Regions from separate parts of the Homo sapiens genome. Here region 1 is linked to region 2. A link is a contact called in ENCODE Hi-C or POLR2A ChIA-PET data. All regions are on one chromosome and are shown on one strand. Each heading gives the region's core, a stretch centred on a gene start or an enhancer-like site at or near the end of the contact. The rest is flanking DNA. Distances are from core to core; before and after follow the strand shown. Region 1 overlaps PPARGC1A (PPARG coactivator 1 alpha). Region 2 overlaps PPARGC1A (PPARG coactivator 1 alpha).

Region 1 (4,772 bases), core at 2,058-4,557, 38 kb before region 2:
TTTTTAAATTTTTTGTAAAGACAAGGTCTTACTATGTTGGCCAGGCTGCTGTTGAACTCCTGGCCTCAATCAATCCTCCCATGTAGAGTTCCCAAAGCACTGAGATTGTAGGGTTGAGCTACTATGCCCCACCTTCTACTCAAAGATTTCTTAATTGTCTAACTCAAAAGCCCTTTTTCAGGTCCCCATTCTTCTTGAATTTTCTGTGCTACTTGAATATTCCTTATTGACCAGGCTACATGAAAATTCTTTCTCTTTTTTGGTGTTATTTTATTTTATTTTATTTTATTTTATTTTATTTTATTTTATTTTATTTTATTTTATTTTATTTTATTTTATTTTGAGACGGTGTCTTGCACTCTCTCCCAGGCTGGAGTGCAGTGGTGCCATCTCGGCTCACTGCAAGCTCCACCTCCCAGGTTCCTGCCATTGTCTTGCCTCAGCCTCCCGAGTAGCTGGGATTACAGGCGCCCGCCACCACGCTGGGCTAATTTTTTGTATTTTTACTAGAAACGAGGTTTCACTGTGTTAGCCAGGATGGTCTCGATCTCCTGACCTTGTGATCCACCCACCTCGACCTCCCAAAGTACTGGGATTACAGGCGTGAGCCACCGTGGTGTTACATTTTAAATATTTTGAATTTTTGTTAATGTTCTTCTTTGCAGTCTCCCAATTTCCTTCCCTCTTCTTTGAATACATCTTCTCTCCTTCCTTTGCTGGAAGACCCTAAATGTACCTGTACCTTCCCCTTACACTTTCAGCATTCAGGCCAACTAGAGATAATTGGACAAGCCAAAGATCATGTCTGACATGGCTCGCTAGTGGCTCTGTGTCTGAATGGGTTGGCATCATCTTTAAGAATCTTGTCTTGGCCTAACTTGGGACTGACATTTTAAGCATTAAAACTCTTCACTAATTAACAGAGGCAACCTAAAGAATAGTTTTTGAAATGATGCTTGAGTGTTCTCTTACTACATTCCCTGGGAATATTCCCTGGAAAGCCCACAGAGTTGATAATGTATTTGAATCATGTACTGGAATGGGCTAGTATTAAAAGTTATTACAATACTATTTTAATTTATATTTATAAACTTATTTATTTGTATTATATAAATTTATATTTACATACTTTAATTTATGTTTATATTTAATTTATTCTACAAAATATAAATATAAATTTACACTTTAAATCTATATAATTTATATTTATATAAGTATATATTTATATACCTTAATTTGTATTTATATTTCAACTCAGCCAGTCCATAAAACTTGTAGTTATTTTTCCTGTCTTTCTAAAAAGGCTAAAAGGCAAATGTTCTGCAGTATGGAACTGAGTCTCCGAGTTAAGAGGTTTGCCAGGTAATTGCTAGCAATGACAAAGGTGAGATTTGACTGTCAATTTTCTACCTTTCTGAACATTAGACAGACTTCCAATATTCACATATCATCTCTATGTGGCATTTTCCAGGACTTTCTTAGGTCTTCAAAAACCAAATGAGGGACATATCTCTACTTCACAATGAGGAAACCAGGACTTAAAGGGGCTTGCCCAAATTCCCTGAGGTCAGCAACCTTCTCTTCTCTTTGTATCCCAAGAACCTAAAGGCAATGGTAGCAAGATGGTTAGGAGACTGGGCCCTGTAGTCAGACATGCCTGCCTTTCAAATCTTAGCTCTACCACTGACTTGCAGTAGGACCATGATTATCTTTTTTCTCCTTTTGTAAAATAGTGCCTGCCTCAGGGTTATTTATTCATTCAGCAAACATTTACTGATCACCTATCATGTGTGAAAATGTTCTAGGAATATAGTAGTGAACCAGGGAGTAAAAAAAATCCTGCCCTCCTGGAGCTTATGTTCTAGTTGGTTGTTGTTAAAATTAAATGAGACAATGCATTGAAAATGTCCTGTATAGTGCCTGGAATAGAGGGGGTATGCATTTTGACAGAATTAAGACAAAGTCTACAAACTCCTGGAAGTAATAGCTTTTGCCTTTCCTTGAATCTATAAAGATAGCAAATGTAATATTAATAAGTCCTTTACTTTTCCAAGAACCATTTCATTCCACGGAAAGCCATAGTAGTATTTAGCCATAGTAGTTGTTTTTATAATTTAGCCATAGTAGTTGTTTTTATAATTTAGAGTTCTTTGGTTGCAAACAATGGAATAGAAAACAAAGAATCAACTCTAGCTTCCTCAAGCAGAAAGGCAGAAGGATATGTATGGCTGATGGAATTGATGAGAGGGTGTTGAACTAGGCTTAGTACCTAAAAGACCTGGAGCCTGGGAACTAAACTGCAAGAGGAGTCTCATCACGATTCAAATGTCAATAGGTTTTCCCTATTCTGTGCTAGCCCTGGAGTGGTGAGAATAGTGTGAGGCTTTTGCTTACTGGCTCTCGGTGTGTATCCAGTCAAGGAGGGATAATTCTGTGAAAGGAAAGTGTGGTGCATTTACAAATCTACTGGGCAGTCAAGAAACAACCAGTGACAGTTCTGAGGTCTTAAAGCTGGATGAGTTATACTGTCAGCACAAAGTGTTTGACATTAAGTAAAAGAATGGGGTTCTTGTTCCCAACTAAACAGTGGGAATTCTACCACCCAGTGGCTATCCTCTGAAATTCCATGAATTGAAACTAGTGCTTATGATTTAGTTAATATACATTTATCTGTATGCATATGCAGATAAATGTATATTTATCTATTTAGTACATAAAATCTATTTAGTACGTGCGTGTGTGTGTGTGTCACACACACACACGCACATACTAAATAGATTTTATGAAACTTCATCCCTGGCTTTATTTGCCAAAGGCGAGTCCTCCATCTTGTGGTTTCTGCATCTCTTTGGCATTTGTCACTATGCACTTGTTGCCTTTTATATTGTCACAGGAATCCCAGAAACACCTATAGAACATCAGTGATGAGCATCTTCTGTGAGTCCAGTGGTGCACTGGCTCTGGGAATATGGAGAGACCTGTTACATTACCTTCTATAATTACATGTATTTGCTATTCCTGAGAAATCATTTGTGTGTCTCTGCCAGGAAACATTAGCCTTTCCATTTTTTAAGTTTTCAAATAATATATGTAGAAATAATATAAGGAAAGTACATAGTTCAATGCTTGCACTTAATTGATAGTCAATAAATGGCAATTTGTTGACATTCCAATACCTTGAACTTCCTGGATAGCTCTGTAAAACGGAAAGTGTCCTTGGGAACAAAACTGCACAAGCATGCTGGTCAAGATTCAAATTCCAGGGAGAAGGTGTTCAACAGCCTGCCCCTGGGCTCTGTGCCAGCCTCTCGGTGATGAAGGGAGAGTCCGGCTTCTGTTATTGGCTCCCCAGTATGTATTCAATGTGTACCTTTAATCAAAGGTAAATTCCATGAGGGAGGGGCCATGCCTGTTTTATAGGCCACTGTATCTTGCATGTAGCAGTTTCTAGCACATGATATGCACCCAAGAAACATTTGTTGGAGAAATGACCAAATTGGGATTCTCTCTACAGAGGCTAAAGGGAAATGACTAAGCTACTTGCTGAGTGGCTATCATTAGTGCATAATTTTCAAAAGCAATCATAGAATGGGCAAGACGTTTAATCTCTGTCATGAAATGTAACCTTTAGAGGGAAGACAAGCAATCACAATGTGACTTCTCCGAGTGTCCTGCAGCTTTGAGCATGGCCCGGGCCTCTCTCTGATGGGGCTGATGAAAGCCAACGAACAAAGGCATTTTGTATGTTAAAACAAACCACATTTAGTCAACAGTGTTTGCAATGACTAATCCCTGGTAAGAAAACACCAAGAAGTGGCCTACACCTCAAAAAATATAAGCACAGAGAATTCTTTCTTGGAATACTGGCTGCAAAAGTTCAGCGTTTGGCATTTGCAATGATTGCTGTTTGATTTTCTTTATGGTTGTGTTGGCACATTCTGGAAAGTCAGGAAGCTCAAGTATATACTGTGGGAGCTCTATGGGGTGGGAATAGGAGATATACAAGCTTTGTTTTGTATTATAACTATTGCAACACATTTCCAAATGTCACTTTTTGTCCATGGTGGGAGAACCTGGGGATAGTTCAATGTCAGATGGTTTCAAGTGACATAACACTAGTGCAGTAATTTATTTATTCAATTATTGTTTATTAAGTGTCTACTATATGTTGAGTCTGGTGACACTTTGGTTTTTCTGTGTTTAAATTTTATTGTTTCATTCTGATGTAGCACATCCCTTCCTGCATCTCTTTGCCAGCCTAATTCCTTATAACAATCCAGACTTCCCCTCCTACATCACTTCTCCCAAACCACCAACACCTGGCACCCTACCACAGCTTAGGTGCCTCTGATGTGGGCCCTGTAGAAGCTTTACATTCTCCCAGGATTTCTCAATCTGCCTGTTTCTTATTTGTCCTGTCTCTCCCATGGGATGAGAAGCTATTTAAGGGTCTGGGCTGTGGTTGTCACTAACCCAGTATCATTACTTAACTCAGTGTCTGAAATATAGTCGGTGCTTATTAAGCATATATTAAATGCATGCAGAATATGGAATTAAATAAACCTGAAATTATTTTTTGGAGTACATTATACAATGCACAAGAGTAGGCATTTTTAGAAGCATCGAGCATAGTAGGTCCTTGCTTGTCCCAAGAGAGCGTTCAGTTAGCTAAGTAATCCTCATATATTTGACAAATGCTTTCTGAATGCCAATTATGTTCCAGTTTACCATCTATTTGGAAGTAAAGATAAGTATTTTAAAATATAACTAAC
Region 2 (5,126 bases), core at 2,032-4,531:
GAAAGAATCACAAAGGGAGAAAAAGAGTTATCAAAGGGAAAACACTGCAGCATAGTTCAAGTTTAAAGACATTGATTGGCCAAAAGAGTTTTTTAAAATGATAAAGGCAGTTAAAGGACTGACAGAAATATTTAGGCAATACTATCATCCTAGTGAATGACAGAGGTGATTCATGGAAAGGAATGTGGAGGAAATTAAGCTCTCCATAGGCTAACCTGACTTGGAGAGCCTTCAGGGAAAACAAACAAACAAAAAAAATGCACAGATTTTGAAGCGTAGGGGTGGAATGGAGAGAAGATGTTGATGGAGCAGAAGCAAGAAAGCAGGAAACCAAAGGGATGCTCAGATGACAATGAATTTGGCAAGGACTGTGAAATCAATAAGGAGCAACAAGATGGCACACACACTTTCCCTCCTGGATCTTTTGATTGCTAAGACTCTTTTCTACATCCTTGATCTCTTGTACACCTCAGTTTCCTCCATTTCAAAGTCATATTCATAACTACTGATAAAATTGTCTACTCAAAAGACTAAAATATAGGTTGAAAAATAAAATTGCCAGTATGCAATCATTTTTGACACACAAAAATGGAATTTTATGTGGTTCGATCTGAAGTAAAACAGTTTATAAGCAGCAAAGCTTCAATTAAAAGTAGTATATCGTGATTTTAAAGAGCAGATGGCATAGCTTGGTGAAGTTTACAAAACCTTGGCTTGGATGTTGGGCAAACCCAAGTTTAAATTCTGAATGACCTCCCATCTAGTGTGTGGCCTTGGTCCATTTACTTAACCTCTGAAAGACTAGGATTCTTATGCATGATATGAAGATGGTTACAATACCTACATCTCACTGGGTCAGTGTGAGGATTAAATGAGATAAAATATGAGTGCCCCCTTATTATATAAGTACTCAATAAATATTAGATATTTAATTACTAATTCTGAGTTAACTTCATTTGCAGTGGTCGTTGTACCTTACTTCTTATCTTTCCAACTTTTGACTGGTTTCACCTCTTCCCTTTTATTGCCCTTGCTGTGTATCCTCTTTGGCAATCTCATATATGAAGTTATTTATTCTTTTTCTGTGCCTCCCCCACCCCCTACTATTTTCACATCAAATTGAACAAATACTGCTTTTGGTGTAGGTATGGAATTTACCAAATCAAGGCAGAACACTCACTGATTTGAGATTCTCTCAGCAACAGCTACTTCTATGACTACAATTTCTGGCAATCAGGCACTCCCTAAATAGGTACTTCACATACAGTATCTTCCTTACTTTCTGCCCATTTCATTGTTGAGGAAAGATTTATACGTTGACACAAGCTATCTAATGGACCCTGGGTTCAAAGCAGGTCTGCCTGAAGAGAACTTATATCTCTTTCCTGAAGTCTGAATTTTAAAGATAGTAATTGACATATGTTATGTTAAATAGGCTTCATTGCACTTGCCAAGTGTCATTGATTGGTACTGTCTGCCAGGAGCATCGTGTTGAGAAAGATTCTAAGGCCAAGTCTGTGCTCATGGGGAATGTCATGATCAATTAGTGATGTCTACCATAGGTGCAGCAGGTGGGTGGCAAGGGTAGAAATAGCATTTATATTGGTGGTTTGTTGATCCTTGGTCTACAGGCTTAATCAGTTTGACTGCAGCAGCAGAAGTGACCCAAGCTTTGGCTCAGGCCTTCTGGTGTCTTCTTTTTCTTTACTCTCACAAATTTTGGTGAAATTTTCCAAATGTTTAAGTGGAAATGTAAGGAGTCAACAAAATTCTAAGACCTCCAGAATAATGCCTCTGCCCCATCTGCAGTGTCTTTGAGAAACAGGAGGGATGAGATAGGAAGTTTGCTTTATTAGGTATTGCCAGCTGGTCTGACTTCTTTGTGATTGTCCTAAACTAGCTCATTTTGGCTGATAAAAAAACTCTTCTCTTTTACAGGTGTAAAAACTAATTTGATTTCAAAATAGCTGTTAGTAAAGCAAGATGAGAGAAAAGAGAATGCTCTTTTGGCAGAAGGCATTTAAATCTATTGCATATGGAGATTTTCAGAGTGCTACACTTTTTTGTTTCTGAAATGGGAATGGCAAAGCAATGTCAGCTCAACAAGGTGACGGTTTAAACCACAGACACGAAGGAATTTGGGTAGGGACCAAAGTGACCCCAAAATTTTATGTATATGTATATATAGTTTTTATTTGTTATTACTGTAAACATTGTAACAGCAGTAGAACTATTTTATAACTGATAAAATGAGAAGAGCAAAAAATATAATCAGATGTCATCACCCTAAAACAAGTAGGCCTTCATAATTTTTTTCTCCATTGATATATGTTTTTCCACATTATTTTCATCAGAGGGGACATGTGATTTGATGTTATTTATTTTTTACTTAATTTTTTCTCTACGCTTTAATCAGCAGTCATTCAAAGTGTACTTTAGTAGACTCACAAATAAACAACAACAAAATACTCATTAACCAATTTGTAACTACCACTTTTATGTTGAATTTTACATTGCCTTTGTGGACTCTCAATTTAAAAGTTCACTTTGCTGGAAAAATGTACTGACAAACAGCATAAATATTGACAAACGGCTGTAGCCTTTTGGCATACATACTCCTTGTGTATGTGACATATCTTTGGGAAAGTGGACCAAAGTAAAATATGGGTAGTTGTCGGTAGTTTTAAAAGGAAAAGCATAGCATCAGAGAACTGGAAGGTGATTTTGACAGGCCACATAATCTATTCCTGTGCTTCAAGAATCTAAGAAAGGAAGACCCAACAAATTCTTTTTACAGCCCATTCCAATGCTTGGCGACTCTTACTGTCAGAGATTTCTTCCATATTTCAACCATATTCTTCATTTTCTATTTTCAATTTCATTCATTTTGACCCAGTGTCTATAATGACAATTCCTTTATTCCTAATTTTTCTTCTCTGGAAATGGTACCATCCTATTTCTTGTAAGCCAAGGATAGCAAAGGAATTTTCTCTCCCACATCAGCTTTGGGGTTTGGCAATAGCCACCTGAAATGCCAGGTTCCCCTTACCCATCCTCTATCCCAGCTCTGTGGGGAATTTACACAAGGGTCAATTAATGATATCTTCATCTTCCATGAGCAAGAGTTGGGGAATTAGGCTTATGTCATAGGAATGTTCTGAAGCTTTTCTCCAAGGCCAGTTTGTTACCCAGTAACCAGGGGTGATAGGAGAAATACTTAAAATGTACTGGAGGCAGGCCACTCCCAAATGGACTGTGGCCAGCCAGAGGACCAGCAGGGTCTGTTGGATAGTCTTCTGTGCCAAGTGTGAACACTTCAGTTGCTGGGTCTTGTGGAGCTCCAGTGAGTCCTGGGGAAGTAGGTGCAGAAGGAGAGAACACTAGGGCAGCTTTTATCTACTGAATATTTTAACAACTGCTGTAGAGGTAACGGTTGGTACTCAGTGAATATCAGCTTTCCCTCTGCACTCTTGACACCCACTCCAAATTCATGAGGCCTGAAATATGTGAGTAGGACAAGTCACACACCTCTCTTTGCTCAGTCTTCCTATTTTGGTGTGTTTTTAAGCAACTTAGAAACTCATCTCCTAATTTTTTTTTTCTTAAATACCTGAATTGGCATGCAACATATGCAAAATCCCACTGTTAAACAAACTTGAAAGTAAGTTGCAGATTTTGCAGTACATTCTGCAAAATGTTATAAACTCCAAAAAAAAAAAAAAAAAAAAAAAAAAAAAGATGCCATTGGTGAATAGCACATCACAAGAAACAGAGCCAGGGACTCACCATTTATCAGAGTCATTCAATTAAACAAACAAACCCAAAAGAAAACTCCTCCAAGAAAATCGTTTCATAGCGATAATGAAAAACAAAACAAAACTTGTCTTTGCCTTTTTTTTTTAAATAAAAGGGCTGTTTAAAAAGATGACTGTAGAGTATGTACCACTTCTCCCAGATTTGCTGTGCAGAAGTGCGTAAGTGTGAGTGATGTAGAGGTGCTTGTTTATTATGGAGCACATTTCAATGCAGTAATCATAAATATTGCTAAGGTTGTGCTCTGTTGAAATATGACCTACATACTCTTGATTGTTTGTGTTATGTGATTTGTCTGACACCCATTACATTCTGGGTAATAGCAGCCATTTGTTGCTCTGCACAGCAGGCTCTTTTGACAAAAGAAAATAGGCGGCAATAAAAAAGCTATAGTCTGAATTACATTCTGCACCGAGCTGCACTGCTGAGAGTTTGTGCAAGTGTGTTAACAATGCTCGGAACTGCCTCTTGTCAGCCTTCAGCCTGTAATGGCCATCTGTCCTCACATAAATCTGTCAAAACCTGCTAAGTTCAAGAGAGAGCATGGAATATACCTTGTACTGTCAACACCAAAATGTACACATTCCCCAGAAAATCAACACGCAGGAAATAATCCAGAGGTTATGGGAGGCATTAGCACTGTTGATTTGGGCTTGTGGCATGAAATCGAGAGTCCAGAGATTAGTGGGAAGATGAGCAAAGGTAGTGGCATCAAGGGATTGAGCACTGACCTCCCTCTTACTTCAGGGGGGAAAGTTGTGGGTAGCGGAGGTGAGGCTAGAGAAATAACAACTAGTTCAGAGGCAGCAAGGGGTTGCCTGTCTCATCAGCAGCTCTGAAAAGTTTAACACTATGTTCAAAGAAAGAAACATACTTCTTGCACCTTTGTTTTGTTTTGTTTGGCTTTGGGTCTCAACTGTATCTGGAGATAGGCTTTCCATTAGGGAGGCACTTGGTGATAGGAAATCTTGTCATCCGTGAGATTTCTCAATCTTGCTTTGAGATATTCTCCGGTTAGAGATGTTTCAGTAAACAATGAAGGGTTTAGGGAATTAGCCAAATTATTTTTCTCTCTCCATCTACTCACTAATCTTGAAATATCTTCCATTCAATAAGCAAATATTACCTATTTGTTTCAACAAATGGTGCCCGCAGAAATTTCCAGCCCTTATATTTTTACTCACAGGGCATATTTGATGGTCTCTGGGTGTTTCCATCAATTTTAAGTGTATATGCAGAAAAATATACTTATGTCAAATTTTAAAGAAGCGCTTTTCTATTAAAATCGATTGTGAAGTCCCTGGAGGCTGAGT

Evidence for each region. Hi-C counts contacts between places; a loop is a spot of excess contacts on that map. ChIA-PET counts read pairs that join two places held with the same protein, here RNA polymerase II (POLR2A).
Region 1: POLR2A ChIA-PET joins it to region 2 with 14 read pairs in AG04450. The contact joins two enhancer-like sites. A Hi-C loop is called at or near these places in 1 of 168 maps with a recorded cell type or tissue (astrocyte of the cerebellum). POLR2A ChIA-PET finds 5 or more read pairs at or near these places in 2 of 52 experiments (AG04450 and Panc1).

The regions. Positions count from the first base shown.
Region 1 is chr4:23,855,351-23,860,122 of GRCh38, reverse strand. The region is part of intron 2 of PPARGC1A (PPARG coactivator 1 alpha); the gene reads left to right. Among named protein-coding and RNA genes, the nearest start is that of PPARGC1A, 32 kb to the left of the region's middle. Within about 2 kb of position 3,307, at least 6 of the 41 ENCODE cell types and tissues checked have a DNase peak (open chromatin) inside an H3K27ac peak, as active enhancers do.
Region 2 is chr4:23,817,451-23,822,576 of GRCh38, reverse strand. The region is part of intron 7 of PPARGC1A (PPARG coactivator 1 alpha); the gene reads left to right. Among named protein-coding and RNA genes, the nearest start is that of PPARGC1A-AS1, 51 kb to the right of the region's middle. Within about 2 kb of position 3,281, at least 4 of the 41 ENCODE cell types and tissues checked have a DNase peak (open chromatin) inside an H3K27ac peak, as active enhancers do.